Regions from separate parts of the Homo sapiens genome. Here region 2 is linked to region 1. A link is an interaction called in ENCODE POLR2A ChIA-PET data of the cell type or tissue named here. Cell type or tissue: PC-3. All regions are shown on one strand. Links, peaks and the distances in the headings refer to the core of each region. The heading gives the core; the rest is flanking DNA. Region 1 overlaps ENPP1 (ectonucleotide pyrophosphatase/phosphodiesterase 1). Region 2 overlaps ENPP3 (ectonucleotide pyrophosphatase/phosphodiesterase 3).

Region 1 (15,321 bases), core at 3,349-11,348:
AGGAATAGAGAGTGGAAGTTTGCCCATAGTGAAAGAAGCAAGCCTAGAGAAAAGGAGGGAAGGGGTTCGGGGGATCTTACCTTCCAGAAAAGTGGGAAAAGGGGTTGGGGCACAGAGATAAGAGGTTGGAGCATGGAAATAAGGGATGAGGTACAGAAGGGGTCGGGGCACGGAAATAAGGGATTGGGGTGCAGAGATAAGAGGTCGGGGCGTGGAAATAAGGGATTGGGGTGCAGAGATATAAGAGGTTGGGGCACAGAAATAAGGGATTGGGGCACAGAGATACGAGGCTGGGGTACTTGCCCCTCCTCTAGAAAAGCGGGACTTGCCACTAAGGGTGAAGGAGAAGGGGTTGAGGGGTACTTGCCCCTCCCCCAGAAAAACAGAGAAGGGGTAGAGACAAGGAGAGAAGGGGTTGGGGTACTTGCCCTGTCCCCCAGAAAAGCAGAGAAGGGGTAGGGACAAGGAGAGAAGGGGTTGGGGTACTTGCCCCTTCCCCAGAAAAGCGGGACTTGCCGCTACGGGTGAAGGACCAAGGCAGGCGTCCCTGCGTGGTCTGACACCTTTGAAACGTGGGTGAATAATCAGAGAGGCGCCCCTGCAATGATTAAACACCAAGGGAAGGCTGCCTTCCCAGTCCGTGACCGGCGCCTGAGTTTTGGGTCCACGGATAAAACGTGTCTCCTTTGTCTCTCCCAGAAAATGAAAGGAATTGAAATTAAGAGAAGGGAGAGATTGAAGAGTAGAAAGGAGAAAGTGGTTGAGGGACAGTGAGAGAGGTTGGAGAAGAGAGTAAGAAGAGGCCACTTACCTGATTTAAAATTGGTGAGATGTTCCTTGGGCTGGTCGGTCTGAGGACCTGAGGTTGTAGGTGGATCTTTCTCACGGAGCAAAGAACAGGAAGACAGGGGATTGATCTCCCAAGGGAGGTCCCCCGATCCGAGTCATGGCACCAAATTTCATGCGCGTCCGTGTGAAGAGACCACCAAACAGGCTTTGTGTGAGAGCAGTAAAGCTGTTTATTTCACCTGGGTGCAGGTGGGCTGAGTCCGAAAAGAGAGTCAGCGAAGGGAGATAAGGGTGGGGCCGTTTTATAGGATTTGGGTAAGTAAAGGAAAATTACAGTCAAAGGGGGTTTGTTCTCTGGCGGGCAGGAGTGGGGGGTCACAAGTTGCTCAGTGGGGGAGCTTTTTGAGCCAGGATGAGCCAGGAAAAGGACTTTCACAAGGTAATGTCATCACTTCAGGCAAGGACCGGCCATTTACACTTCTTTTGTGGTGGAATGTCATCACTTAAGGTGGGGCAGGGCATATTCACTTCTTTTGTGATTCTTCAGTTACTTCAGGCCATCTGGGTGTATACGTGCAAGTCACAGCGGATGCAATGGCTTGGCTTGGGCTCAGAGGCCTGACACTAACCTTCCTTTTGGCTTCAGAAAAGTTGATAAGCTACAAAATGTTCCTCCCTGACACTGTAAAGGAAGAAACAAATAACTCAGACACAATTTGGAAGATGGTCACCTATCCATCTCAGAGTAAAATAGAATGTCGATCTTGAATAACATAAAAAGAAATGGCATTAAACTCAGTAAATATGCTATAGGTTTAAAACAATAAAACAAAGAAAGGAAGAGAGGAAACAAGGAAGGATGGAATAAAAGAAGGAAGGAGGGAAGAAAGAAATAGAGGGAGAGAGGAAGGTAGAAAGGAAAGGCTCATTCCACCTGCTCCACTTAGAAGAAAATACAGGTGATAAAATTGAGAATAAACACTGAAAAAATGTTTCATGTTATATAACAGGTTGATAGGAAGGAATACAAATCCAATAAATAAAAAGAAGCTCAAAGAAGAAACAATAAAACAATAGAAAGAGATTTTAAAACAGGGAATAGCAGGTCCCAAAAAATAAAAATATAGAAATAATAAACTAGAAATAGCAGGTAATATAATAAGCATTGATAAAAAATGAAAGCAAGGGGACATATAGGAATGTTTGAGATAATCACAGTGATGAAAAATATTTTTAAAAGAGATTAATGCAATAATCAAGAAGCTAACAAAGAAGGCAGAACGTTAACTGTCATGGGTTGCATGGATGCTTGTTAATTTCTTCCTTATACTTCACAGTATTTTTTTTTAATTTTCAAAATAAAAATAAAATCTGCCATTAGAAAATCTCTATTGTTTTTAAAAGGGAGGTTATGGGAGGTGGGGAGGTGTTAGGAGGCAGTAAGAAACTGACATATAAAAAAGGGACAGCTTAGTAAGGAAATAAAGACAGAAAATATAAACCAAGTACTATTAGTCCTGTCCCACAGTAAAGAGAAGCCTAAGAGAGCCAGAGGCAACAAAAGGAATGGGGTAAAGACAATAGAAAAATGGAAGGACAAGAGCATATTCAAGAAGAGAGATGGAAGCAGTACAGAGGTGGGAATTACAGGTGTGTTTGTGGGGGGGGGCTGTGTGTGTGTGTGATTTGAGAAACAAAGCCTTGTAGGAAGTGAGGCATCAGGTCTGAAAGAAAAAGAGTTACACTTCCTCTATGAGGGACTAGAAAGAATGTCAACAGGTGTGAACTCAAATGCTTGAAAGTGGAAAGGAAGATGATACAAAACAAATGTCTTGTGCAGTGCAGCAGAATTCAAGCCAGAATAACTGGTTTAGAATGCAACTACTGATGGAATAGAACTTAATGAAAGAACAGGAACATTTTCAATGTGCTTTCAGAGGAGACAATATACAGTATTGTTTAAATATATGAACTTTGCCAAGTCCTGGGTTCAAATTCTTGCTTGGATAATGTAAATCATTTAGCACAATGTCTGGAACAAAACCCAGTAAATGATAGCTATGATTATTTTTATATTTGTATTTGATCTATTTCAGAGATGTCTTGGTTATCACAATATTGCTGATTCATTGGGTCTATGAAAATTTATGTTCCATATTTCAGTTTCACTGTCAACTATCCATCAGACACCTGATGGATGGGATAATTTTGTTTACCTCTAATTCACTTCACTACTAACTTAGCCAATGCTAAACTCCATTGCCCTGAATTTCAAAGATAGGAGGGAGGGTGAGAAAATGTCTCTCCTCTTTGGTAAAGTGTGTGAAAGTTGCCCAAAATCTATTTGTTCCAGATGCCCCAGTGTGTTTGCTACTGGGGTAGTAACACCAGTAGCACTGATGTGCTTTTCCTCATAGCAGAAGGTGTTACCTGGAGTTGAGGGATGTGAGAACCAAGAGGCACTACCCTGTGTCTCCACCTTTGCCAGTGAATGTTTATGATAGCTTGTCACTGGAGAAACACTATGTGCTTTGTAGAGAGGTTTTCATTTGAGATGTCAAAACTGAAAAGTTCACGCTTTCCCTTCAGTTCACCAGGCAGCAGACTTTCCACAGGACAGATTAACTGAAACAATTGTGAATGGCTCTTGAAAAGTATTCTTATTCTTTTATTATTATTTTTAAAAATTCTGCTTTGTGCACTGGGAAGAGATCTATAAATAAACTCTTTCAAAAAATTTCCCATTGAAAGTATCTTCTAGCACTTGAAAACTACGGAGGCAAAGAATAATTACTGTGAAATTGTCCTCTGGCTGTATTTCTGTAACTTGTTATTCCTTAGCTGTCTTAAGTGGATGTTTGGTATGACTGTACCTTTGGTTTTCATTCATCTGGACATTTTTTACTGAGCAACTCCGATGTGCCAGACATTATGCTAGAAATAACAGATGGTTTTGGAGACATGACTGATATGGTTTGGATGGTTTTTTCCCCTCCAAATCTCATGTTGAAATGTGATATTCGATGCCAGAGTTGGGCCTGGTGGGAGGTGTTTTGGTCATGGGGGTGGATCCCTCATGAATGGCTCTGTCCTTGTGCTAATGAATTCTCACCTTAAGAGTTCACACAAGACCTAGTGTTTAAAAGAGCCTGACACCTCCTCCCTCTCTCTCTTGCTCCTTCTCTTTCCATGTGACATGCTGGCTCACCCTTTGCCTTCTGCCATGATTGGAAGCTTTCTGGGGCCTCACAAGAAGCCAAGCAGATGCTGGTGCCATGCTTACATAGCCTGCAGAACTGTGAAGCAAATAAACCTCTTTTCTTTTTAGATTACCAAGTTGTGGGTATTCCTGTATGGCAATGCAAACAGACAAACACAATGACGATAAACATATGAAAAGGAAACTATCTTTGTAAGAAATATATGCCAACTTGGTGTGGGTCTGTGTCCCTACCCAACTCTCATGTCAAATTGCAATTCTCACTGTTAGAGGAGGGGCCGGAGGGGAGGTGACTGGATCATGGGGGTAGACTTCCCCTTGTTCTCATGATAATAAGTGAGTTCTTATGAGATCTGGTTTGAAAGTATGTAGCCCATCCCCTTATGCTCTTGCTCTCTCCTGCTGGCCATGTGAATACGTGCTTCCTTCCCCTTCACCTTCTGCCATGATTGTAAGTTTTCTGAGGTCTCTCAAGAAGCAGAAGCCTGTGCAGCCTGCAGAACTGTGGGCCAATTAAACAACCTCTTTTCTTTATAAATTACCCAGTCTCAGGTATATCTTTATAGCAGTGTGAGAATGGACTAATACAGATGCTAAAATGCCGAATGAGAGTTACAGTCACTGAAAAAAACAATCCCACAGTATTGAGCTCTCACCCTGTGAAACTGCCTTTGCAAAGATTATGACAGTGAGAGAAATCTAACGTGGCTGACTCTGTCTTGCTTCTAGCCTCACAGGCTGGCTGTCTTCACTCAATCCAGTGAAGCAAATTTGTGACTTCCTCAATTGTCTCTATAGATAATGTCACTATTGTAGAACCTAAGATTGATATTTTGATACATTTTTCTGATTTTTGCATTCTGGCAATTGACTTCACCTGGACCCATGACTCATGACTTAACCAATCCTGTGGTCTCCCACTCAGAGGTGGACTCAATGCATGAGGACTGTTTTCACACCCCTATAATTGCCTCCCCAACCAATCAGCAGTACCCATTCCCCAGTCCCATGCCTACTAAGCTATCCTTGAAAAACCCTAACCTCTGAGCCATGTAGCTAGATTAACATTAACTAAATGCTTTCTTTACTACAATGTCACAATCTCAGTGAATTGGTTTTGTCTAGTCAGTGGGCAGGAAGAACCCATCAGGTGATTACACTTGTGAAACAGCACACTTGGGACACATAAATCTCATCAGGGTTACAGTTTTCAGGAATATGCTCAAAGTATACAGTCTAAGCAAATGTAACTGATGTTAACCTAAAAGAAAAAACTGAAGGAAACTTAATATAAGCAGAGTTTATTTGGGCCAGTTTTGAGAATTGTAACCCAGAGGGATGGATTCAAGTTTGCCCTGAATGTGTGCTCCAATTAGCAGCAGTTACAAGTGAGTTTTTAAAGGAAAAAAGAGGCAGTTCCTAAATTGTTTACCAAGAAGTTACATCAACGTAACATAAGCTTGCTATACATTGTTACAACATAACTTGCTATACATTGTTCTTTGCATCACAAACTCCAGGCATGTGAGGATAATGAGTGAGGCAGCTAATAAGGAATGAAATGACTTTAAACAACTGCCCCTAGGCATGGCGGGAGGTGGGTGGTAAGAATAAAGTCTCACACTCACATCTCTCTGGGCCTAATAAATTCTACATGCCTCACACAGCTCAGGCTGCCCTGAGCTATTTTTCTTTTCTTACAGGATCACAGGCTGGGAAATGTTTAGGTGGCGCAGCTTCTCTGGGCTTCCCAGTTTCCTTAAGAGGTTGGTGTTCTCTGTAGGATAAGATCCCGCCAGGTCCCTGGAAACCCCAAGTGGAAGCTAACAATCCTCTTATACCTATAACCACACCACTTTGAAATTATTTTATTTCGTGTTAAGCTTGCAAAGACTGCTTTTAGCAAGTTGTGTATTTGGATTTGGAGTCTGGGTCCTGGGTAAAATTTCTTAATAGGCCACGGTGCCATCTACCAACACTGTGTATGGGTTATGGAATAATCAACTGCATTACACATCTGTAGTTGTATTGCAACCATAATACATAACAAGAACTAGACTGAGGGCATGTACTGTCTGTTACCACCAATGTTGGGAAAGTCTGACCACATAAACAATGGATCCTAAGGATATGGCTTTGGGCTGGACCTTGAAATAAAGGTAAAACATTGACAAGAGAGCACCAAGGGGGCAGGCATTCCACCTGCCCTGTTCTCCAACTTACCCCTAATGCCTGACACAGAGTAAGCTCAGCTTTGAAATCTACTGTCAACCCTGAGCTGGGAAAATCTATTCCAGTGCCAATATCTTAAAGTGTGCTGTTGAGTAAACCTGTAGAGATAGCTTATGAACAAGTACACAGACAAAAGACCCATAGATTTACCATCTTGTTTCTGTTTGGACCTTAGTACAAGTGGTTAACTCTCCAGACAGTAACATTGTGTCAAGATATAGAATATAACAGAGAATCCAAAATTGTAGGTGTCATAAGAATTTTTTTTTTTTTTTTTTTTTTTTTTTTTTTTTGCGATGGAGTCTTGCTCTGTCACCCAGGCTGGAGTGCAGTGGCGCCATCTCGGCTCAGTGCAAGCTCCGCCTCCCGGGTTCATGCCATTCTCCTGCCTCAGCCTCCCGAGCAGCTGGGACTACAGGCACCTGCCACCACGCCTGGCTAATTTTGTGTGTGTGTGTGTGTGTGTGTGTGTGTGTGTGTGTGTGTGTGTGTGTTTAGTAGAGATGGGGTTTCACCATATTAGCCAGGATGGTCTTGATCTCCTGACCTCGTGATCCACCCGCCTTGGCCTCCCAAAGTGCTGGGATTACAGGCGTGAGCCACCGTGCCCAGCCAGTGATTTTTTAAACTATAAAAATTTGAACAAGATCCATTCATTGGACTGAGAAAATTTCAGTCTAATTTAAAATCCTTTAGAATTTTTAGTTAAGTTATAAACTTTCGGTTCAGAGATCCCTGTTTTATTTCCTTTATGTCACAGCCAGCATAATGCCATCTAAGTAAATGCATACATTTTTTAACAGTGAAAAATATCTAAACATTGTGGGGCAAAATTATGAGACACTGTATGAGACACTGTAAAAAATTTATTTCCTATATATTTCTTCAATTATTTTGTATCTCTACTATGTGAAAGCCAAAGTATATTCCATTCTGAGTTCTGAATTTCTGATATATCATTTAAAATGTCATTTTAATTAAAATCCTAAAACTATCCCTTGAATCGAGAAGTTACAGGCAAGTAAAAAGTTAAATTTAAAACAACAGCATTGAGTAGGATGAAAGAGGCTTCTTTTATATTCCTTCCTTTTGACATCCCATGAGTATAATGCCTCTTCCAAGGATTCTTCCATTTCTAGTAGATTAAAATGTATTTCACATATCTGTTTTCTGGTATGAATATGATTTCTAGTAAACATTTTTTTGTTCAATCACTATAATGGAGAGGATAAATACAAAAATTTCACATTAAAAGAATCTATAGAAGTTCCAAGTCTGGTTCCAGACCATTCTAAATACTAAAGAATATATATGCCTGTCATTTGTTTTTACCTGGAAGTATGACTAAATATAATTAAAATACCAAGAACAAGGATATAGGTCACAGATCAGAAGTGTTTACTCTATGAACCTGAAATGAACTTTGGATTCTTTTGCCTTTCAGCATTACAGCTGTGGTTAACTGTCAACAACCCTCGGACTCAGTTTCATGTCTGCAGAGAAGCACCATCGCCCATGATCCTACCCATCCTCCACACACAAAGCCACAAAGGAAAGCAGCCAGAGTTCTGTACGTATGTTTTATTTGAACATCCACATTTCTTAGCTTAGAGACAATTATATTCCGTACACTTTTCTTCTCTCTCTCTTACAATATTTAGACTGGCCAAAAACCAGGGAAAATGTCCTTGGACTGCAGTCATTATAAAATTTTACTTAATGCTTATGAAAGCACTCATGTGAAAAGCTTCAGCATGAAGTGTAATCACCACATTCAGTTTCAAAGTTCAAATGCCCATTCCTATGATGGGTAAACACCTACCATAGCGCAAAGAAGGAGAGTGATTGTGGGTAATGACAGAGGAGGAAAAGTGAAGGGGGTAACAGCTTCTCCCAGAGGAGGGGGTGGTCCCTGTTCCATGCCCATCTTGTCTCCTTAAACAGGAACAGCCAACAGGCCTACCAGTCCTTGTACTCTATGCAGCTACTTCCCCTGCTGGAAATGAGCAGCTGCCTTCTTCTCCCTAAGGTTTGTCCTCTTTTATCTGATTCTTGGAAACGTTTTTTTAAGTTTTGCCAGGTTCTTTGTTCTTTCATGAATGAACTGATGGAAATTTTCTATGGAAGTTACTTACCTCACTTAAGAAGCACACAGCAGCTCTCGCCTATAATCCTAGCACTTTGGGAGGCCAAGGCGGGGGGATTGTCTGAGCTCAGGAGATCAAGACCAGCCTGAGCAACACAGTGAAACCCCATCTCCACTAAAATACAAAAAGCCAGGTGTGGCATGCGCCTATAATCCCAGCTACTCAGGAGGCTGAGGCAGGAGAATTGCTAGAACCCCGGAGGTGGAGGTTGCAGTGAGCCGAGATCATGCCACTGCAGTCTAGCCTGGGCCACAGAGCGAGACTCTGTCTCAAAAAAAAAAAAAAGGACTGATGTGAGGCATGACAGTAGAAATCAGGATAGGCTGGAGGCAGTGGCTCGAGCCTGTAATCCCAGCACTTTGGGAGGCCGAGGCGGGCAGATCACAAGGTCAGGAGATCGAGACCATCCTGGCTAACACGGTGAAACTCCATTCTCTACTAAAAATACAAAAAATTAGCCAGGCGTGACGGCAGGTGCCTGTAGTCCCAGTTACTCGGGAGGCTGAGCCAGGAGAATGGCGTGAACCTGGGAGGCGGAGCTTGCAGTGAGCCAAGATCTTGCCACTGCACTCCAGCCTGGGTGACAGAGCATCTCAAAAAAAAAAAAAAAAAAAAAAAAAAAAAAGAAATCAAGATAAATAAAGGTTTCACTTTGCATTTGAAAAGCTAAGAACAGCCTTTATTGGAGAAAGTAGGATAAAGACATTTCCATATATGTTCATGGGAATTTACCATTCAAATTTACCATTCAAACTGGGGGAGTAGAGATCAGTCACTTTTGCCATCTTATCTGTTTAAAACTCTTTCAAGAAAAGAAAAGAAAGGAGGAGTCTCTTTCAAGAAAAGAAAAAAAGGAATACTGTGTAAGAACCACAGAAAAAAAGCTAAGTAGGAGCAGATGTGGGTGCTCTTTCCTTAACAGTCAGCATAGAATGTAGAGACTGACATTTTCTTTAAGAACAGATTATTATAACTAAGCAAGAAAAAGTATGTGTACATAAGTTGGTCACAGTGACACTTGTAGAAAATATAAGTAGCTGTAAATGGGAAAATGTCAAAAATGTTCCATCCAAGGAATGTTAGAAGGTCCCTTCTTTGCCTTGCTCATCTGAAAAGTTCCAATTCACCCTACAAGCCTTAGCCCCAAGGCTGGGAAGCCACTGCCTCTACTACCAAGAAGCATCCAGTGTCTCTTTTGTGCAGCCTGGCACCCCTCCTGTGGCTTCATGATAACATCTATCACTCTTTAGGGATCATTTACACTTCTGCTGTCTCTTCTCCCTAAGACAGAGAAAATTGTCACTTGTTCTTTTTTGTATTCTTGGCGTCCAGCAAAGGGAACAGACATCTATCCATTTAATTAAGCTCTGCTAAGATGCTTTGAGTTAAATTGTGTATGTTTGTGTGCTGGAAAAATATGTAAAAATCAGTGAGACACTTCTACAAAGGCAGAGTAGACATCCTTCTGCTAAATGCATATAAAAATCCTGGATATTATATTAAAACACAGCAAGACTCTGAATAGTAGACAGAAAATAGGCTAGGAACATTGGGGCCCAAGTAACAACACTGTGATGAGTTCCCTACATTTTCTTTTCAGCTCATATATTTCCAACTTGGAGCTGAAAAAGTCAGCAACCTGGAAATGTCAATAAATGCAGGGGAAAAAAAAGCCCTAAGAGAGTCCTGCTCTCTCCTGCCAAAGGACCAGAAAAGGGTAGCCAAGCAAGGGTAAAAAAGGCTGTACTCCAACCAAACACCATGGAAAAACACCATGGCCCCACCCATACCAGCAAATGCTGAGTGGGGAGTCCAGACTTACACTCTCACCAAGCTGTAAAGAGGTGCCCCAACTCCCTGACTTTTGTATTCTTGGTATCCAGCAAAGGGAACAGGCATCTATCCATTTAATTAAGCTCTGCTAAGATGCTTTGAGTTAAATTGTGTATGTTTGTGTGCTGGAAGAATACAACTCCAGAGTGGTGTCGGAGAAGGCTGTGTAGGCTACTGGGAATTTCATTCCCACCTGGTGTAATGAAGCTCTTCCTGGTCACTCTGTCCCATAGCATTAGTGGAGATTCCCAGGGTGCACCAAAAGGTGCCGCTGCACATTCCAGCCAGGGAAGAATCAATAAAGACCTAATGGGAAACTGAATTCTCACCTTGCCCAGTAGTAATGAGGGGACCCTGTTACTCAGTATAAAGGGAGGCTGACTGGGGAACCTGGACTCCTAGCCACACCTGGTAATAATGAAGCAGTGCTCCCAATTCCCCTGCTGTGGTGGTATCTGAGAAAGTTGGCTAAAGCAGAAGGTTTAAATAAGACCCATAGTCTCATAACATAATACCTAAAAATATCCAGGTTTCAATAAAAAATCATTCCACACACCAAGAAACAGGAAAATGTTTCCGAATGGAAAAAAGACCATCAGTAGATGCAAACAATGAGGTGACAGATGTTGGAATTATCTGATAAGGATTTTACAGCAGCCATCATAAAAATTCTTCAACAAGCAAGTATAAATGCACTTGAAACAAATGAAAACGTAGAAAGTCTCAGCAAAGAGACAGAAATTCTCAGCAAATAGAAGATATAAAGAAAAACTGAATGGAAATTTTAGAAATAAAACATACAATAACTAAAATATAAAAATCAGGAATAAATGGGCTCAACAGCAGAACAGATTAGACAGAATAAAGAATCAGTGAGCTTCGAGACAGAAGAATAAAATTACCTAATCTGAACAACAGAGAGAAGCAGGCTGAAAAAAATATCATATACAGAGCTTCAGGAAACTGCAGGACTGAAAAAAAAAAAAAAAAAAAGCAACTTCCTAAATTATTAAATAATTTTGAGTTGTAAATTGTATTTTCCAAAAGTCTTTGCAGCTGGCCCTTAGGCCGTTGAAGAATGGTCACACGAAGGACATATAAAAATCTTTGGTGTACTGATATTATACCTCAATTGGACCTATGTAGCCTAAAAGTTAATGCAGTCTTTGAAGGTTCACAGGTAGGGATAAAAAGCTACAGTCAAGGTAGTAAAGAAATCAAGTTCATTGTGTCATTTATCATGTCCACCAAGAAGATGTGAGGTGATTGGTGGCATGTTCTCTTCAATCTGTGGAACTTCAAAATGAACCACTCAACAGAGAATGGCTCTGCTGCTGGTAGGGTAAGTCTTGTGCACAGAAAGAAACATTCTAAGCATCTCAATAAAAAATGGCACCTTGCATGCACTGACTGGTGCTCTGAAGTTTTGCCAAGATAAGGTACAATTTTAACCGTCTATAGGGCCACATTTGAAGCCATTTTAAACCTATGTTAATTACCAGTGAGCAGGATAGGAATATTTTTCTTTTTTAAATACAAATACAAAGTAAGATTTTATAATAGGTAAGTATATTCAAAGATCGTCCCTCAAAGTTGAACTCATTTGAACCATTAAATCTAAAGAAATCCAATCAAAAAATTAAAAAGAAAACACATAAGATTAATAACTTGGATTTTGAGGGGATATACAGCAAAGATTGAAACAAGGTCTCAGAAGTATTTTGGCTTCTGTTAATTTTTTTTTTGATTACAATGAAAAGAAATGAAACTCCAAGTTAAAAGATATCCAGAACCACTTTAAAATTCTCATAAAGATAGTCACATAACATGGGCTACCCCAACCCTACTATAAGTCTACTGTTTGCCCAATGCCATCAAGGTTTATTACCAATAGTAAGAAAGATTCAAATATCTGGTATCCAGACAATGTTCACAGCTACTTCTCCTTTAAGAGAAGCAGAAAGGCAGTTTTAGGTGTGGTCTGTCTTTATTCCCCCGAACTTGATCAATGTATACAATGCTTACACATTCAAATATGTGCAAGATTCAACAGGAACACTCTCCACTGCTGTGCTGAGTACGCAAGTTTCCCTGAGATGTCCGCATCACCGAGGGCTCCGTTCTAACTCTGGTCGACAGTTTCTGAACAATGCAATAGTGTAGCTAGAGGACTATATAAAATATAAGGTTCTCTCAAAAAGATTCATGGTGTTTGGGGATAAAAAACATATCAGTCTTCTTGGCTAAAGGTTGGCAAATGTGTTTTCAACTTTAAAATGTCTGAAACTGGCTCTTTTCTTTGTTGATAGAAGCTGAGTCCAGTGATGTGCTCAACATCTGTGATCCGTGCTCTGTGTAACATTAACAATTCTTCAACCCATGAGGAGTCATGCTTCCCATGCTAGGAGAATAGGAAATATAAAAGAAAAGTTACCAAGAGAACACTCAGTTCACTTCTATAAGTGCTCCATCTCCCCAGTTTAATCATTTACGAGATTTCAGCTCTGAAGTGGAACGTGCCACATGATTTGTTAGGCATCATCTCTCCTCTTGAGTAGCTTTCCTTCTAATACATACCATGCATGTTTGTTTAATTAGATGCTTCAAGTTTGGGGAAAAGAAACTATACCTGGAACAGATGGTCCTGCATTACATAGGTTTAAGAAACTTCAATGGCGTGGGGTTAAAAAAAGGGGGAAAACAGAAATTACATGGCATGGGAAAGAATATCTGAATAATGTAAAGAATCACTCAGAATGCCTATTATTAAAAAGTCAAAAAACAACAGACGCTAGCTAGTAAGGTTGTGGAGAAAAAGGAATGCTTTTACACTGTTGGTGGGAGTGTAAATTAGTGCAACCACTGTGGAAGACAGTGTGGCAATTCCTCAAAGACCTAGAGGCAGAAATACCACTGGACCCAGCAATCCCATTACTGGGTACATACCCACAGGAATATAAATCATTCTATTATACAGATACACGCACGCATATGTTCAGTGCAGCACTATTCACAATAGGAGAGACATGGAATCAACTTAAGTGCCCAACAATGATAGACTGGATCAAGAAAATGTGGTACATACACACCATGGAATACTATGGTGTATATGGTCAATGATAGACTAAATTAAGAAAATGTGGTACATGTATACCATGGAATACTATGCAGCCATAAAAGATCATGTCCTGTGCAGGGACATGGATGGAGCTGGAGGCCATTATCCTTAGCAAACTAATGCAGAAACAGAAAATCGAAACCTCATGTTCTCAATTATAAGAGGGAGCTGAAGGATGAGAACACATAAACACGTGTGGGGGAAGAAAATACACTGGGGCCTGTTGGAGGGCAGGGGGTGGGAGGAGGGAGAGCATCAGAAAGAATAGCTAATGGATGCTGGGCTTAATACCTGGGTGACGGGATGATCTGTGCAGCAAACCACCATGGCACACATTTACCTATGCAACAAACCTGCACATCCTGCACATGTACCCCTGAACTTAAAAGTTGAAAATTTTTTTAAAAGAGGCTGGTTCTGTGACAATCGTATCAGGTAAACTAAGGAAAGTTATTTAACATATAAGTCTTGATTCCTTTATCTGTATCCTCCTCATCGGGTTATTTTGAGGATCAAACGTAATGATGTGTGCAAATGTACTACACAAATACTAGTTTTTATGAGAATGTGTTACCTACAAAGATGCATGAAGAAGCCCACGTGGGCCAAAGCCACATGCTAAGAATGGTGGAGCAGAAAGAGGGAAAAGTTCTGGGTCCCTAATGGTGCAGTTGACCCAAAGCGCCATCCCAGGACTGTGTGCAGCTGGACTTGCTGTTCCATGAGGAATCCCTGACTTGCTTAAGCCACTGCAAAGGGGTTTCTGTTATTTGCTGCAGAACCCTACTCTAATTGATACATTCAATGACAATATAATCTCTCAAACGAAATAATGAAGCAGGGAATAGCTGCATGTTTCCAACAATGCCCACAAAACTGACAACTTTCAGTGGAGTCAGATAATCATCAGGCAACCAACTAAAATCTTGCTATTCTGTATTTAATTCTAAAGAATAAAGGGAAAAATAATGAGAAATGTGTTCTATAGGAACAAGTAATTCTGAAAGTTTATCATAGAAACAATTAAGGAGAGACATATCTTCATGAATTTTAACGATATATAGAAAGACTACTACCATCAGGGATGGCAAACGGATCATTGTATTCTACTCTTGGGCCCAGAGAAGAGCTCACTATTTTGTTCACTGCTGTGTCCTCAGTACCTAGAGCACCTGATTATAAATATCAAAGGAATGAATGGTGAATCAAAGTAGTAGTGAATGAATGAGTGGATACAGCACTCTTTCCTGCTGAGCTCATACTGGGTCTCAAGATCCTAACTCCAGGTACCTACCACCCATTCATTGGGACTGGTATGAAAGCTACATCTTTTTGCAGATTCAGGTTTAGACTTACTTGGTGTCACTTCAATGAAAAAAAAAAAAAAAGGAAATGTAGGAAGTACTCTGAAAGAAATATATTTTGGCTCACCATAAGAGAAAACTTAAAAATTGCTAAAATGGGCCGGGCACAGTGGCTCATGACTGTAACCCCCGCACTTTGGGAGGCTAAGGCCAGCAGATCACCTGAGGTCAGGAGGTAGAGAACAGCCTGGCCAACACGGCGAAACCCCATCTCCACTAAAAATACAAAAATTAGCTGGGCATGGGTGGCAGGTGCCTGTAATCCCAGCTATTCGGGAGGCTGAGGCAGGAGAATCGCTTGAGCCCGGGAAGCGGAGGTTGCAGGGAGCCGAGATCACGCCACTGCCTTCCAGCCTGGGTGACAGAGCAAGACTCCAAAAAAAAAAAAAAAAAAAGGCCAGGCACGGTGGCTCACGCCTGTAATCCCAGCATTTTGGAAGGACAAGGCGGGTGGATCACAAGGTCAGGAGATTGAGACCATCCTGGCTAACACGGTGAAACCCCATCTCTACTAAAAAAAAAAAAAAAAAAAAATTAGCCGGGTGTGGTGGCGGGCGCCTGTAGTCCCAGCTACTCGGGAGGCTGAGGCAGGAGAATGGCGTGAGCCCAGAAGGCGGA
Region 2 (15,321 bases), core at 3,594-11,593, 230 kb after region 1:
TTTCTTTATGGACATTGAAATTTGCATTTCAGGTAATTTTTACGTGTCATAAAATATTCTTACTTTCTTCCAACCATTTAAAAATGTAAAACAGACTAGGCCCAGAGGCTCACACCTGTAATCTCAGCACTTTGGGAGGCTGAGACGGCAGATCACTTGAGCTCAAGAGTTTGAGGCCAACCTGAGCAACACAATGAAACCCCATTTCTGTATAAAAATTAAAAATTAGCTGGGCATGGTGGCATGCACCTGTGTAGTCCTAGCTACTCGGGAGGCTGAGGTGGGAGGATTGTTTGAGCTCAGGAGATGGAGACGGCAGTGAGCTGTCATCGCACCACTGCACTTCAGCCTGGGTGACAGAATGAAACCCTGTTTCAAATAAATAAATAAATAAATAAATAATTTTTAAAATAAGTAAAACAATTCTCAGTATATATGGCAGGCCATACACAAACGAGTAGAGTGAACCAGTTTTGGCCTATGGGCCACAGCCTGTTGACCCCTGAGCTAAATGTACTCTATATTATACACTGCCAGTTTGTTTGCTTTATATAGCATTGGCATCTAGCTGATAGTTCTTACATGTAAAGTATCTAATATAACAAAAGTCAACACTACTGTCTAGACAAATGAAAAAGGATTTCACTTGTGTAACTGCATAAGCCCATGTCATGTAGTACTGTTTACAAATTAAGCTAACTTTACTGCTTCTTACTTTTAGTACAGTTTCCATTAGACCAGGGAAGTTTCCTGTGATCTGTGTTTCACAAAGTATGACAGCAATTTAGCTTCATTGTTCTGTTGTTTTCAATCTGTGCAATAACCCTGTTTAAAGAGGTCAGAACCACTAGGGCACATTGCTATTTCCTCTGCAGCAGTGAAGTACAAGAAATTTTCCACAGCAAAATTGTGTTGCCTCTACTTCTAAAATAAAGCTTCACCGTTATCAATTCTCTTTAAGTCAAAACAAAACATGAAATTAATTGTCATCCAAAAAGTCACAGGCTTTGCTGCTGAACACAATGAGTGTTTTCTCAAATAGACATGGGGTTGGTCTCCTTCCCAGCCTCTGATTCAGGAATTTCCTCCTTCAGAAACTTCTAGGGCCCCATATCAAGTCCACTACATAGGATTCTCTGATGGGGATTGGAAGGTAGGAGAAGGAAAGGGAGTTCAAAAAAAATCTACTTTTCCTTCTTTCTTTCTTTTTTTTTTTTTTTTTTTTTTTTGAGATGGAGTCTCGCTCTGTCACCCAGGCTAGAGTGCAGTGGCGTGATCTCGGCTCACTGCAACTTCTGCCTCCTGAGTTCAGCCTCCCGAGTAGCTGGGACTACAGGTGCCTGCCACCACGCCCAGGTAATTTTTGTATTTTTTAGTAGAGATGGAGTTTTGTTATGTTAGCCAGGCTTGTCTCGATCTCCTTGCCTCAAGTGATCCACCTGCCTCACCCTCCCAAAGTGCTGGGATTATAGATGTAAGCCCCTGTGCCTGGCTAAAAATTTACATTCTTAACAAGCAGCCCAGGTCATCCTAATGTATTTAAGTTTGAGAACTGCTCCAGGACTTAATTTATAAAACATAAGATTAAAATAACCTTTATTTTTCTTATTTAATCAATACCACCAATAAGTAAATCTTGATCTCAATTAAGGAAAGACATTTAATATTGTTAAGAAGTCATATAACAAGAAAATAAAATAAGATCTAGTCCACTTACACAATTAAAATAATTTAAGTGGGAAAAAATTCATACAATGAACAGATACATAAAGTCAGTTTCTGCTTTAATATCCTTGAAACGGGTGGCAGACTCAAATTCTTAAATGGGTAAAGCTAGAGGATAAAATAAAATGCAAATTAAGCTACCGGTATTGTAAAAGCATGGCACCGTCCTAGTTATATGTCATAAACAAGACACATCTGCTGACTATAGACCCAAGCTACCGTTTTGTATTACCTGCCCTTGAACCACAGCTACTGAAGAAAGTCTACAGAAAGCACAGTCTTCTACCATGGTTTCTTCCAAATATGAATAATTTAAGTTATACTTGAACAGACTACTGGAAAGACACGCAATAAACCAATGAGCAGTTGCTTTTGCAAAGGAAAAGTAGGAAGACCAGGAAAGATGTTTTGTTCATTTATTTTTACTTATACCCTCGAATATTGCCTTAAAATGTTTACGTGTGTATTTTACTTCTAAAAAAACAATTAAAAAAATAAAGTACTAAACAAAATAATCTGAAAATATAAATGAGATAAGCCTATGCAACTAGGTTTATAGTAACTAGGAACTATAAGAAGCAGCAAAGGTCTAAACAGGTGAGTAGGTAAAGCAACCAGAGAATGTACAGATCAAAACTGCAATGTAGGCCGGGCACGGTGCTCACGTCTGTAATCCCAGGATTTTGGGAGGCTGAGGCGGACGGATCTCCTGAGGTCAGGAGTTCAAGACCAGCCTGGCCAACATGGTGAAACCCTGGCTCTAATAAAAATACAAAAATTAGCCCAGTGCAGTGGCGCGTGCCTGTAATCCCAGATCCTCAGGGGGGGGCGAGACAGGAGAATCACTGGAACCCGAGAAGCGGAGGTTACAGTGAGCTGAGATCGTGCCACTGTGCTCCAGCCTCGGCGACAGAGCAAGACTCCATCTCAAAAAAAAAAAAAAAAAAAAAAAACGCAGAGCGAGACTCCGACTCAAAAAAAAACTACAATGTAGTCCTTATGAAATTCTTATAAGACTGGCATAATGAAATATTATTAAGATATCTGTACAAATGGAAAACATAGCAAACTGTTTACCAGTATTCACAGGCTGAAAATAGGTACTTTCATTTTATATGTAACTTAGTAGAATAACCTTGTAGAAAGATTAGCCATAATGTTGGCCTGTATCATTTCTAGCACTCAAAAAAAATAAAGAATAATAAGCTCTGCAGGGGCTTCAGTCTTCCCAGAGTTGCAAGTATGCATTCAATCCCTTGGCACATAAAGAAGAAGGGTCAAAAGAGAGCAAAGAGGAGTGATGTTACCAAGATAACAGAATAGGAAATCTTGGACGACTCTTCCCACAGCAGACACAATCATTCAATAGCCACACATAAATCAATTCCCTTTGTGAGAAACCCAGAAACTACTTGAGAGGCTCCTGCTTACCAGGCAAGTATAACACCAGTTACATCGAAACCAGTAGGAAAAGCAGAACTGTTTCTTTGACATAATACCCATTCCCAGAACGATGCTATATGATCAGGAGAGAACTCTCAACTTTTAGTTTCTCCCCAAGGGGGAAAAAATTGGACCACACATCTAACACTCCAATTTTTCCAGGTGCTATCTGAGAAATTGGCTTCTAACTCACTTGAGTTAGAAGAGATGAGACCCAACATCTATTAGTCCCCTGTGTGCTACAAAGAACAAAGAGGAGATTCTAACGAGCACACAGGCACTCACCACAGCTTCTGCTCTTGGCTCAGCACAGAGAAATCAGGCAATAACCCCAACTCCCAGCTTCTCCCAGGGGAGGAAGAGTTGCACTAAGTGTCCAATGCCCCAACTTTACCAGGGACTGCCCAAAGGACTGGCTTTTTCTGTCTTGTCTGTATTGGAGCGCTAATGGAACCTAGCATACTCTAGTCACCTGGGGGCCAGTGAGAAAAAAACACACCGGTTTGATGTAGCATATTAGTCACCATAGTCCCTCTCCCTGGCACAGCACAGAGAAAAAAAGCAAAATAAAGAAGAAAAAAAAAGCCCCACGACCAAAACAAAACAAAATCCAGACCCCAACTTTTCTCTGGGGAGAGAAAGAATTGGACAAGACATCTAATGATCCAAATTCTCTGGTGACTGCCCAAGGAGCTGGCTTCCTTCCAAGATAAGTTTCACTCATCTTGGAACACCAATGGGACCTAGCATACTCTAGACACTTGGGGCCCCTAACAACAAAGAAACAAGGCTGGACTAGCATGAAGGTTTAAGGGGCCTCCAGAATCGCTGATCAGGCCAACTGGCGAGGGTTTCTCCTATACGAGGCCGGTCCATGAAAACTGAGAAAGGTGACTGTTTTGTCCAACGTGCAGATGTCAACACAGAGAGTAAAGGAAAATGAGTAAATGGGGAAATATGTTCAAAGCAAAGGAACAAGATAAATCTTCAGGAATTGACCTGAATGAAGCAGAGATACAATTTTCCTAACAGACATTTCAAAACAACTGTCATAAAGATGCTCGTTGAGGTGATGAGAACAATGCATGAATAAAGTGAGAATTTCAACAAAGAGAGGCAAACTCAGGCCTTTAAAAATTATTCAGGCAAAGGAGCAAAAAGAAAAAAGAATGGAAAGAAGTGATGAAAGATTAAGAGAACTGTGGGACACCAACATGTGGATTAATATATGCATGATGGGGTTTTCCGGAGAAGAAAAAGAGAAAGAACCAGAAAGTTTATAGAAAGAAATAATGGCTAAAAACTCCCAAATCTAGGGAGGAAAAATGGGCAACCAGATCCAGGAAGCTTGAAGGATTCTAAATAAGATGAACCTAAAGAAATCCACACTAAGACATATTATAATCAAATGTCAAAAGTCAAAGACAATGAATTTTCAAAGCAGCAAAATAAAAGCAACTCACAATATACAAGAGAAGCCCTATAAAACTATCAGCAGGTTTTTTTTTTAAAGCAGAACCCTTACAGAACATTAAACCCAACACAACATGTTTTTCTCAAGTATGCATGGAACATTCTCCAGGATAGATCACATATTAGATCACAGAACAAGTCTTAACATATTTAAAAAATTGGGATCATACCAAGTATTTTCTCCAACTACAATGGAATAACACTAGAAATCTATATTACAGGGAAAACTGAAAAATTTACAAATAATGTAGAAATTATGTAACACACTTTTGAACAACCAATGGGTCAAAGAAGAAATCAAAGGAGAAATTAGAAAATATCTTGAAACAAAATGAACGAACATGAAAATGGAATGCAGCAAAAGCAGCTCTAAGATGGAAGTTATAGTAATAAATGCCTACATTAAGAAAGAAGAACAATTTCAAATAAACAATTTAATTTTGCACCTTAAGGAACAGAAAAAGGAACAAACTAAATCCAAGTTTAGCAGAAAAAAGAAAAGATGCAAGAAGAAATGAAATAGAGAATGGAGAAACAATAGAATAAATCAATGAAACTAAGAGTTGGTTCTTCGAAAAGATAAACAAAATTGACATACTTTTAACTAGACCAAGAAAAAGAGAGAAAACTCAAATAAATAAAATCAGAAAGAGGAGACATTACAATTGATACTGCAGATATAAAAGGTTCTTAAGAGAATACTATGAATAATTATATGCCAACAAACTGAATAACCTACTAGAAATGGATAAATTCATAGAAACATACAATGTACCAAGACTGAATCTTAAATAAATAGAAAGTCCGAATAAATCTATAAACAGTAAGGAGATTGAATCAATAATTAAAATCCTCCCAAGAAAAAGACCAGGACCAGATGGCTTCACTGACAATTTCTTTACCAAAAATTTGAAGAACTAATGCCAATTCTTCTCAAACTCTTCCAAAAAACTGAAGACCAAGAGAATGCTTTCAAATGAATAAGGCTAGCATTACCCTAATATAAAAGCTACACAGATATCACAATAAAATATAATTTCAGGTTAATATTCCTGATGAAAATAGATGCAAAAATATTCAACAAAATACTAGCAAACCAAATTCAACAACACAATGAAAAGATTATACACCATGATCATGTGGGATTTATCCCTGGGGTGCAAGGATGGTTCAACACATGAAAATCAATTAATGTGATATATAGCATTAACAGAATGAGGGATAAAAATTACATGATCATTTCAATAGAAGCAGAAAGAGCATTTGATAAAATTCAACACCCTTTCATGATAAAAGCTCTCAACAAACTAGGAATACAGTCAGTCACGCATTGCTTAAAGACAGGGATACATTCCTAGAAATGTGTTGTTAGACAATTCCATCATTGTGCAAACATAATATGGTGTACTTAAGCAAACCTAGATGGTAAAGCCTACTGTGCACCTAGGCTATATAGTAAAGTCTATTGTACAAATCTGTACAGCATGTTATCCTATTCAATACTGTAAGCAATTGTAACACAGTGGTAATTGTATATTTATCCCTATCTATCTAAATATAGAAAATGTACAGTGAAAATATGATATAATACAGACCACTTATCATGATTGCAAGCCTGGAAGTTGCTCTGAGTAAGTCAGTGAGTGAGTGGTGAGTGAATGTGAAAATCTAGGACACTACTGTAAACTACTATAGACTTGATAAACACTGTACACTTAGGATACACTAAACTTACAAAAATGTATTTTTTTCAATAATCAATTAACCTTAGCTTACTGTAACTTTTCTACTTTAATAACTTTTAATTTTTTTAACTCTTTGACTCTCTTGTAATAACACTGAGTTTAAAACACAAACACATTGCACAGTTGTAAAAAATATTTTCTTTATATCTTTATTCTATAAGCTTTTGTTTTTTAATTTTTTGTTTTTACTTTTTAAATGTTTCTGTCAAAAACTAAGATACAAACTCACACATTAGCCCACACCTACATGGGGTCAAGATCATCAACATCACTGTCTTCTACCTCCACCTCTTGCCCTACTGAAAGGTCTTCAGGGGCAATAATATGCATAGAGCTGTCATCTTCTATGATAACAGTACCTTCTTCTGAAATACCTCCTGAAAAACCTGCCTGAGGCTGTTTTATAGTTAACATTTTTAAATAAGTAGTAGTACACTCTAAAATAATGTACAAAGTATAAGTATAGTATAAGCTTGGCACAGTGGCCAAGCACTTTGGAAGGCACTTTGGAAGGCCAAGGTGGGAGGATCGCCTGAGCCCAGGAGTTTGAGCCAGCCTGGGCAACATAGCAAGACCCCATCTCTTTTGAAAAGAGTATAGTATAGTAAATACATAAACCAGTAACAGTCATTTATTATCATTATCAAGTATGATGTAATGTACATAAATATGTGTACTATTTTATGACTGGCAGTGCAGTAGGTTTGTCTTCACCAGCATCACCACAAAAATATGAATAATGCATTGCACTATGACATTATAATTTCTATGACATCACTAGGTGATAGGATTTTTTTTTTTTTTTGAGACAAGAACTCGCTCTGTTACCCAGGATGGAGTGCAGTGGTGTGATCATAGCTTACTGCAACCTTGAACTCCTAGGCTCAAGGGATCCTTCTGCCTCAGTCTCTTGAGTAGCTGGGACTACTGGCACACCCCATTGTGCTTAGCTACTTTTTTTTTTTTTTTTTTTTGGTAGAGACAGGGTTTCACTTTGTTGCTCAGGCTGATCTTGAATTCCTTGGCTCAAGCAATCCTCCTTCCTTGGCCTTCTGAAGTGCTAGGATTGCAGATATAAGCAACCATGCCCAGCTGGTGATGGGAATTTCTCAACTCCATTATAATGTATGGGACCGCCATTATATATGCAGTCTGTTGTTGATTGAAATGTTGTTATGTGGCACATAGCTATAGAAAAAAAATACTTCAACATAATAAAGATTATATGAAAAGTCTACAGCTAACATCCTATTCAATGGTGAAAATTTTTCCACCTAAGATCAGTAACAAAGCAAGACTGTCCACTCTTCTAGCCTGAGCAATTAGGCAAGAAAAAAAAAAAAGGCAACCACATAGGAAAGAAAGAAGTAAACCTGTCCCTATTTTCAGAAGACATGATACTATCTACTGAAGCTCTAAATATACTGAAAGCTCTAAATAAATTTATTTAGAACTAATAAATGCAGTAAAATTGCAGGATACAAAATCAACATACAAAAATCAGTTGCATTTCTATGTACTAATAATTAACTATTCAATCTCATTTCTAAACATTGAAAATAATGAAATTCTTAGAAATAAATTTAACTAAGAAAGTGAAAGACTTGTATATGAAAACTATAAAATATTGGGAAAAGAAGTTAAGGAAGACGTATAAACAAATGGAAAGACACCTCATGTTCATGGACTGGAAGACTTAATATTGTTAAAATGTTCCTATTACCCAAAACAATCTATAGATTCAATGTAATCTTTATCAAAACCCCAATGACATTTATTACAGAAATAGAAAAAAAATTAAATTCATAACACCCCAGATAACCACGACAATCTTGAAAAAGAACAAAGCTGAAGACATCAAAGCTCCTGATTTCAAAATATATTAAAAATCTTCAGTAATTAAAACAGCATGTTACTGGCATAAAAACAGATGTATAGACCAATGAAAAAGAATAGGGAGCCCAGGCTGGGCACAGTGGCTCACACCTGTAATCCCAGCACTTTGAGAGGCCAAGGCAAGCTTGAGCTCAGTAGTTCAAGACCAGCCTGGACAACATGGCAAAATGCCATCTGTACAAAAATACAAAAATTAGCCAGTCATGGTGGCATGCAGTGCCTGTAGTCTCAACTACTTAGGAGGCTGAGGGGATTGCTTAAGCCTGGGAGGCAGAGGTGGCAGTGAGCTGAGATCACACCATCACACTCTAGCCTGGGTGACAGAGTGAGACCCTATCTCAGAAAAAAAAAAAGAATAGAGATCTCAGAAATAAATCAATAAATCCAAGCCTATATGGTCAACCGATCTTCAAAAAGGGTGCCAAGAAGAATACACAATGGGGAAATAATAGTTGCTCCAACAAATGATGTCAGAAAGTGGATATCCATATGCAGAAAAATGAACTTGAACTCTGATCTTATACCATACACAAAAATCAACTCAAAGTATATTAAAGATTTCAAAGTAAGACCTGAAACTATAAATCTTCTAGAAGGAAACATACGGGAAAATCTGCATGACATTGGTCTTGGCAATGATTTCATGAACATGATGCCAAAAGCCCAGGCAATAAAAGCAAAAATGGACATGTAGGACTATATCAAACCAAAAAGTTTCTGCACAGAAAAGGAAACAATCAATAAAATGAAAAGGCAACATATGAAATGGGGGAAAACACTTTCAAACCATGTATCTGATAGGAAGTTAATTTCGAAAATATATAAGGAACTTCTACAACTTGATAGCAAAAAATACAATAGTCTCATTAAAAAATGAGCTAATGACCTAAATAGATATTTCTTCAAAGAAGAAAGATATTGTGCATCTCTAAAGACATACAAATATCCAATAGGTGTATGAAAGATGCTCAATGTCACTAATCATCAGAAAAATGCATATCAAACCAAAATGAGGCTGGGCACAGTGGCTCACACCTGTAATCAGCACTTTGGGAGGCTGAGATGGGAGGATCACTTGAGCCCAGGAGTTTGAGGCCAGCCTGGGCAACATAGCAAGACCTCATCTCTAACATAATAACAATAATTAAAAATAAAAATTTAAAAATGAGATAGCACGTCACATCTGTTAGGATATCTAGTATCAAAAAAACCCCAAAAACAGGTGTTGATGAAGATATGCAGAAATTGGAACTCTTGTACACTGTTGGTAGAAAGGCAAAACGGCATAGCTGCTATGGAAAATGGCATGGAGGTTTCTCAAAAACGTAAAAATAAAAGTATATGATCCAGCAATTCCACTTTTGAGTATCCAAAAGGGTTGAAATCAGGATCTCAAAGAGATATTAGCACTCCCATGTTCACTGAAGCACTACTCATAAGAGCCAAGATGTGGTAACAATCTATTTCTCTTTAAAAGATAAATAGATTTTTAAGGTGGCATATACATACAATGGAATATTATTTGGCCTTAATAAAAGAGGAAAATCTTGCAACATGTGATAACATGGATGAAACTTGAAGACATACTAAGTGAAATAAGCTAGTCACAGACACGCTAATACTGTATGATTCCACTTATATGAGGTTATCTAAAATAGTTAAAATCATAGAAGCAAAGAATAGGATGGTGGATTCCAGGGGCTGGGTAAGGGGGAAATGTGGAATCGTTAATCAATGGATATGAAGTTTCAGTTTTATAAAATAAGTAAATTCTAGGGATCTGCTGTACAACATTATGCCTATAGATAATAATACTGCATTGTACACTGAAAAATCTGTTAAGAGGATAGATCTCATGTTATGCATTCTTAACAAAATTTAAAAAGCAGACAGCAAATGACATCTGCTATGGCCAGTATAAGAGCTCTGCTGTTCATGAATGCCAACCTTGCAAACTCTAATCTCTAAAACTCTGCATATGTCCCCTGCTGGATCTCTGCTGTCTACCTGCTACTTCTAGTCTTATTTGATCCACAGATTCCCATCTAACTTTTCAGGAAGGCTGTCTTCTAAATAGGCCAAATCACCTCTATCCCACTTGACAGTTTCCTGATCTTGGCCCTGGCCCTTCTTTGTCTGCTGCCACCTGCACTAAGACAAGACAATGTTCTTGCCTCATTAGAGTGTGATTCAGAGAGCCACTTCCTCGTCCACTTAACAGTCACTAATATGACTCACTGCTCTGTGATATTGTTTAGGCTCAGTTTACATGACCATGGTGGCCCAACTCAGGCAGTTTGATGAAACCCTAGAGATGGGGCCCTGGGCTCCCTTAATAGCAAGGCCTGCTGTCACATACCTCACCTCAAGACTAACATAATCCTAATCCTATTTAACCACATCTCTCCTTTTTCAATTTTCCCTCAAAACAGCCTCAGGTGGTCCTGAGAATATGTACCCCTACCTACCACATCTATTCTTAATCAGGCCTCTGAGAAACTAACAGCCCTATTTTGCCTAGGTAGGCCTAGCTGATCATAGCTTCACACATTTGGGGATTGAGATGTTGTCTATATGACTAAAAAATATTTTAAATGTTTTAAAATATTTTAAACATCAAAAGCAGAAAGCTCTTAGTGGCTGAATATTTCATTGATGTCATTTCTAATTCTCAATGGAATGAGCAAATCGAGGAATTTCACTTTAGAAAAGGTTCAGTTCACCCTGGCTAGTCAAATTCCCTTTTGACACCAGATTTGATATCCAGTTTATCAAGACAAATTTAGATAAGAAGATAGAAACTGAGAAGTGTTAGTTAACTTTCTAGGACAAAATAACTCAGCAGAAAAATGACAGGTCCTGGATTTGGAAAACAGTCTCTTTGCTAAAGATCTGCCTCAGGGAATGAGGGAGAAGCTGAAGAAACAATGCACCTTGAGTTGCAGGAAGTAGTGATCTATCTTCCTACAACCATGGCATTTGGGGCTGGAATTAACAGTAGAAATCATCAGATCTAGTCATTTCATTTTACAAATGAGGAAACTGAGGCCCAGAAAAGTCAGTCAACTTACCCAGAGTCAAATAGCTATTTTTAATAACTTGAAGAAAAAGAAAAACAATAAACCAGTAAAAATGACATAAAATTTGAGAACTTTAGGGATATAAAACAGCCTCGGAGGAGGGAGAAGAAAGAGAGGAATTGCAGGGCAGTGAAGAGTGTGCGCCTTGGAGTTAGCTCTCTGATTCTAACTAACTATGCCACTTCTTAGCATTGTATCCTTGGGTACTCAACTTCTTTTAAAAAAAAATTATTATTAAATAGAGATGAGGTCTCACTATGTTGCCCAGGCTGGTCTCAAACTCCTGAGCTCAAGGGATGCTCTAGCCTCCACCTCCCAAAGTGCTAGGATTACAGGCATAAGCTACCACATCCAGCCTCAACTTCTCTTTATTACTACCTTTATTAAATTGTGTGAAGGCCAAGTGTCCTAACACAGAAGTACAACATTATAATAAAGTTGATAATAAAAGAATTATAACAATAACTTAAAACCACCCATTGTATGCCACATATCAAACAGCTATTTTTTGAATGCTACCTGTACATTCTCACAGTAATACTATCAGGTGGGAAGTCACCATTTCACAGATGAAGAGACTGGGTCACTAAAAGGTGAAGGAAAGTTGTCTGAGACCTCACAGCTAGCAAGTAGTAGAGTCAGGTTGTAGGCAGTTTGATTCCAGAACTGGAAATAGATCCTGGACTTGATATCGGCTGAAGTGGTGGGAGGTGCTGGATCTGTCTAAGCCCACCAGGCTCCTTCAGGATCCGGTTCTCGCTATATTCTCCTTGCTAAGGCCCAGAACCTGGGTCTGACAAACATCACTTTCAAGGCAGTACACATGAATAGATTTCCATAGGACAGAAGTTACATTCAAATATAAAGCAAATCAAAATAAACAAACAAAAGGCTGAACATCCCACCAAAATAAAGGTAGGAGAAGCCAGCAAGCGTGAAAATATACTTCCGAATGAAAGTAGAAACCATGTGGTAAAGTCAGAGAGGATCTAGGCTAAGACAAACCACCAGCGTTAAAAGTCAGAAAGAAAGTTGCATCCTCTAGAGATTGACTAACTAGGTGTCTTTATCATTTGCATGCCACTAGTTACAGAAGACTTACTCAGTTTATTGATATTTGGCATTAAAGTATCCCATGTGTATAAATATTCAGCTCTAAATCCATCCATAGAAAACAAGATAACTGGTGGCAGGTCAAACCTGAAAATGGAAAACAAAATTTGTCCATTGTTTTGGATAGCTACATTTACCTCAAAAGCATTGCAATCCTTTTTTAGACCTGTGTTTAAGGTAAAATAATTGGGTAACTTTTGGGCCATAGCCAGACACTGTCATTTTTTATTTTTTTAATTTCTTTTTTTTTTTTTTTGAGACACAGTTTTACTCTGTCACCCAAGCTGGACTGCAGTGGAGCAATCTCAGCTCACTGCCACCTCCACCTCCTGGGTTCAAGTGATTCTCATGCCTCAGCCTCAGAGTAGCTGGGATTACAGTCGTACACCACCACAACCGGATAAATTTTAGTAGAGACAGGGTTTTACCACGTTGGCCAGGCTGGTCTCCCACTCCTGACCTCAAGTGATCCGCCCGCCTTGGCCTCCAAAGTGCTGGGATTACAGGTGTGAGTCACCACGCCTGGCCTAAAATTTTACTTCTGTTATACACACACACATTTCACAGAAGCATAGTTTGATAAATTTTCACTAACTGAACTCCCTGTGTAGTCATCACCCAGATGAAGAAACAGAATATTATCAGGATGCTTGTGCTTCCTGTGGTCACTAAATTCTCCAAACCACACCCCACCAAGGATGATCAGTATCTTGATTTCCAACAGCATAGATTAGCTTTGTCTATTTTTGTACTTACATTTATATGCAAATAAAATCATACAGTGTGCATTTTGTTGAGTCTCAATTCTTTTACTCGACATTATGTTTGAGATTCCTCCATATTGTTGCAAGTAATTATGGATCATTCATTCCCATAGCTATCTAATATTCCAGTGAATGAATAAACCAGAACTTATTCTACTGTCCATAGGCACTTGAGTACTTTCCAATTTGGAAAGTTATTAGGTTTCCGACCTAAGACAGCCTGTGGTTTAACTCCATTTACATAAAATTCTAAAACAGGAATGTATGATGATAGAAATCAGAACAGTGATTGTCTTTGGGAAGTAAGCAATGGGAAGGGACATGAGCTATCTTTCTGGGATGGTGGAAATATTCTATATTGGTAAGTTACATAGCTTAGTGAATTTCCAAATTGCATCATACTATACACTTAAGATAGGACCATTTCATACCATAGTTCATCCTATAGTATGAACTATAGGATACCTCAATTTAAAAATAAAAATGGAAAACTGGGACCGTTTGAACTGCAGTGTACAGAAAATTCATGAAGAAATTAAAGTGGCCTACTGCAATTCGCATGAGAAAATACTTCTTTTTTTCATAAAGTCATTAACATAACTCTGATTAAAAACTTTATATTCATAAATATGCCATTAAAATAACTTGGAAGAGATTAAAGACAGGGTCACTTGTCTCTGGGATCAAGAGTGGAATCCAAACATCCAATGCACCCCTTTTTTAATGGCCAGCTTGCCTGTCCAAGCTAACTAGAGAGTGCATTTTACATTCTGCTGACATGAACATTCTTGTAGCTAAAACACCCTTAATTATTTCCTAAAGATAAATTCATAAAGATCACATTTCCTGGTCTTACAACAAACTTTTTTTTTTTTTTTTGAGACGGAGTCTTGCTTTGTTGCCCAGGCTGGAGTGCAGTGGCCTGATCTCTGCTCACTGTAAGCTCCGCCTCCCAGGTTCACACCATTCTCCTGCGTCAACCTCCCGAGTAGCTGGGACTACAGGCACCTGCCACCACACCCGGCTAATTTTTTGTATTTTTAGTAGAGACGGGGTTTCACCGTGTTAGCCAGGATGGTCTCAATCTCCTGACTTCGTGATCTGCCTGCCTCAGCCTCCCAAAGTGCTGGGATTACAGGCGTGAGCCACCATGCCCGGCCTACGACAAACTTTCAAAGGAGACCAAAATATTGCCACAATTCTTTCCCAACAGTAGATATTAACTTATACAGTACTTTCATAAACAAGACAGGTAGCTAGGACTTTATATACACAAATCATGATGTATTGACTATTTCATGGAGTAAAAGTTGTATCTTTTTTCATTTTTATTTCTCCGATTGCTAAAAAACTTGAACATTGCATCCATATTATTTTTACTGCCTGTGATGAAGCTTGAGTAAGAGCTCACTACATGCCAAGAACTGTCATCTCAGATCTATTATTTCACCAGGATCAGGTAGTTTACCCAAGGTGTCCCCCGCCAGTAGGGGCAGAGCTAGGCTATTGGCTCACATCTGTCTGGTTTAAGAGTCTAAGCTCCTTACTATACTATGATCACTAGCAAAATAGTAAGGCAAACAGGCAAAGAGAACACTAGCATAAATGTCTGGCAAGAGGATTTTATGTAATGTCTTCAGCCACTAAAATTTTTAGCAGCACTTATTATTCATAGTGAGCAGAATCATCATTGTCCATTTTCCATGCAGGGATGGAAGGTATAGGCAGGAATGACTTCAATGGAATAAAGAGAATGAGGGGATTGTAAGAAATGGTCAGTGTCCTTCTGACCACCACCACCACCCCTTTCCTCACCAGGTTCCTTTCTAGTCTTGCCTTGCATCAAGATTGACAAATCAGTCCTGTAATTTCTCTGGGATGCTGCTCCAGCTCTCAAATCCTCAGGTGGACAGTGATTTGCCAGTTTGGAGAAGGCCATTCTAACTAATCATTTGGGCTTAGTCATCTAGGTTTGTTGAGACTCTTTACAAAGACTTTACTGGAAACCTTCCTTCTCACCTAATGTCTCTCTCCTCCCGGTTATCAACAGGTGAGGGAGTCTTGGTGCCTCAAACAATTCTT

What was found. Peaks named below come from ENCODE experiments on the same cell type or tissue, not always from the same donor. Only the 100,000 strongest peaks of a DNase experiment are listed, where the experiment ranks them.
Region 2: POLR2A ChIA-PET joins it to region 1 with 11 read pairs; 3 of 35 experiments call an interaction of 5 or more read pairs at or near these places.

What each region holds. Positions count from the first base shown.
Region 1 is chr6:131,887,642-131,902,962 of GRCh38, reverse strand. It overlaps ENPP1 (ectonucleotide pyrophosphatase/phosphodiesterase 1), which reads right to left. Exons shown (of 25, transcript NM_006208.3): 25 at 7,808-12,622. The coding sequence ends at 12,452. CCN2-AS1 (CCN2 antisense RNA 1) reads right to left here and starts at 1,011. Exons shown (of 3, transcript NR_187596.1): 1 at 812-1,011. RefSeq lists enhancers at 535-1,087, 1,088-1,641, 7,594-7,738 and a cis regulatory region at 7,659-7,672. In PC-3, for the core only: no CTCF peak of the experiment used is centred there; a DNase peak (open chromatin) is centred at 7,702; H3K4me3 peaks cover 551 bases.
Region 2 is chr6:131,655,564-131,670,884 of GRCh38, reverse strand. ENPP3 (ectonucleotide pyrophosphatase/phosphodiesterase 3) reads right to left here. Exons shown (of 25, transcript NM_005021.5): 6 at 12,465-12,562. Among named protein-coding and RNA genes, the nearest start is that of ENPP3, 26 kb to the right of the region's middle. In PC-3, for the core only: no CTCF peak of the experiment used is centred there; a DNase peak (open chromatin) is centred at 10,474; H3K27ac peaks cover 591 bases.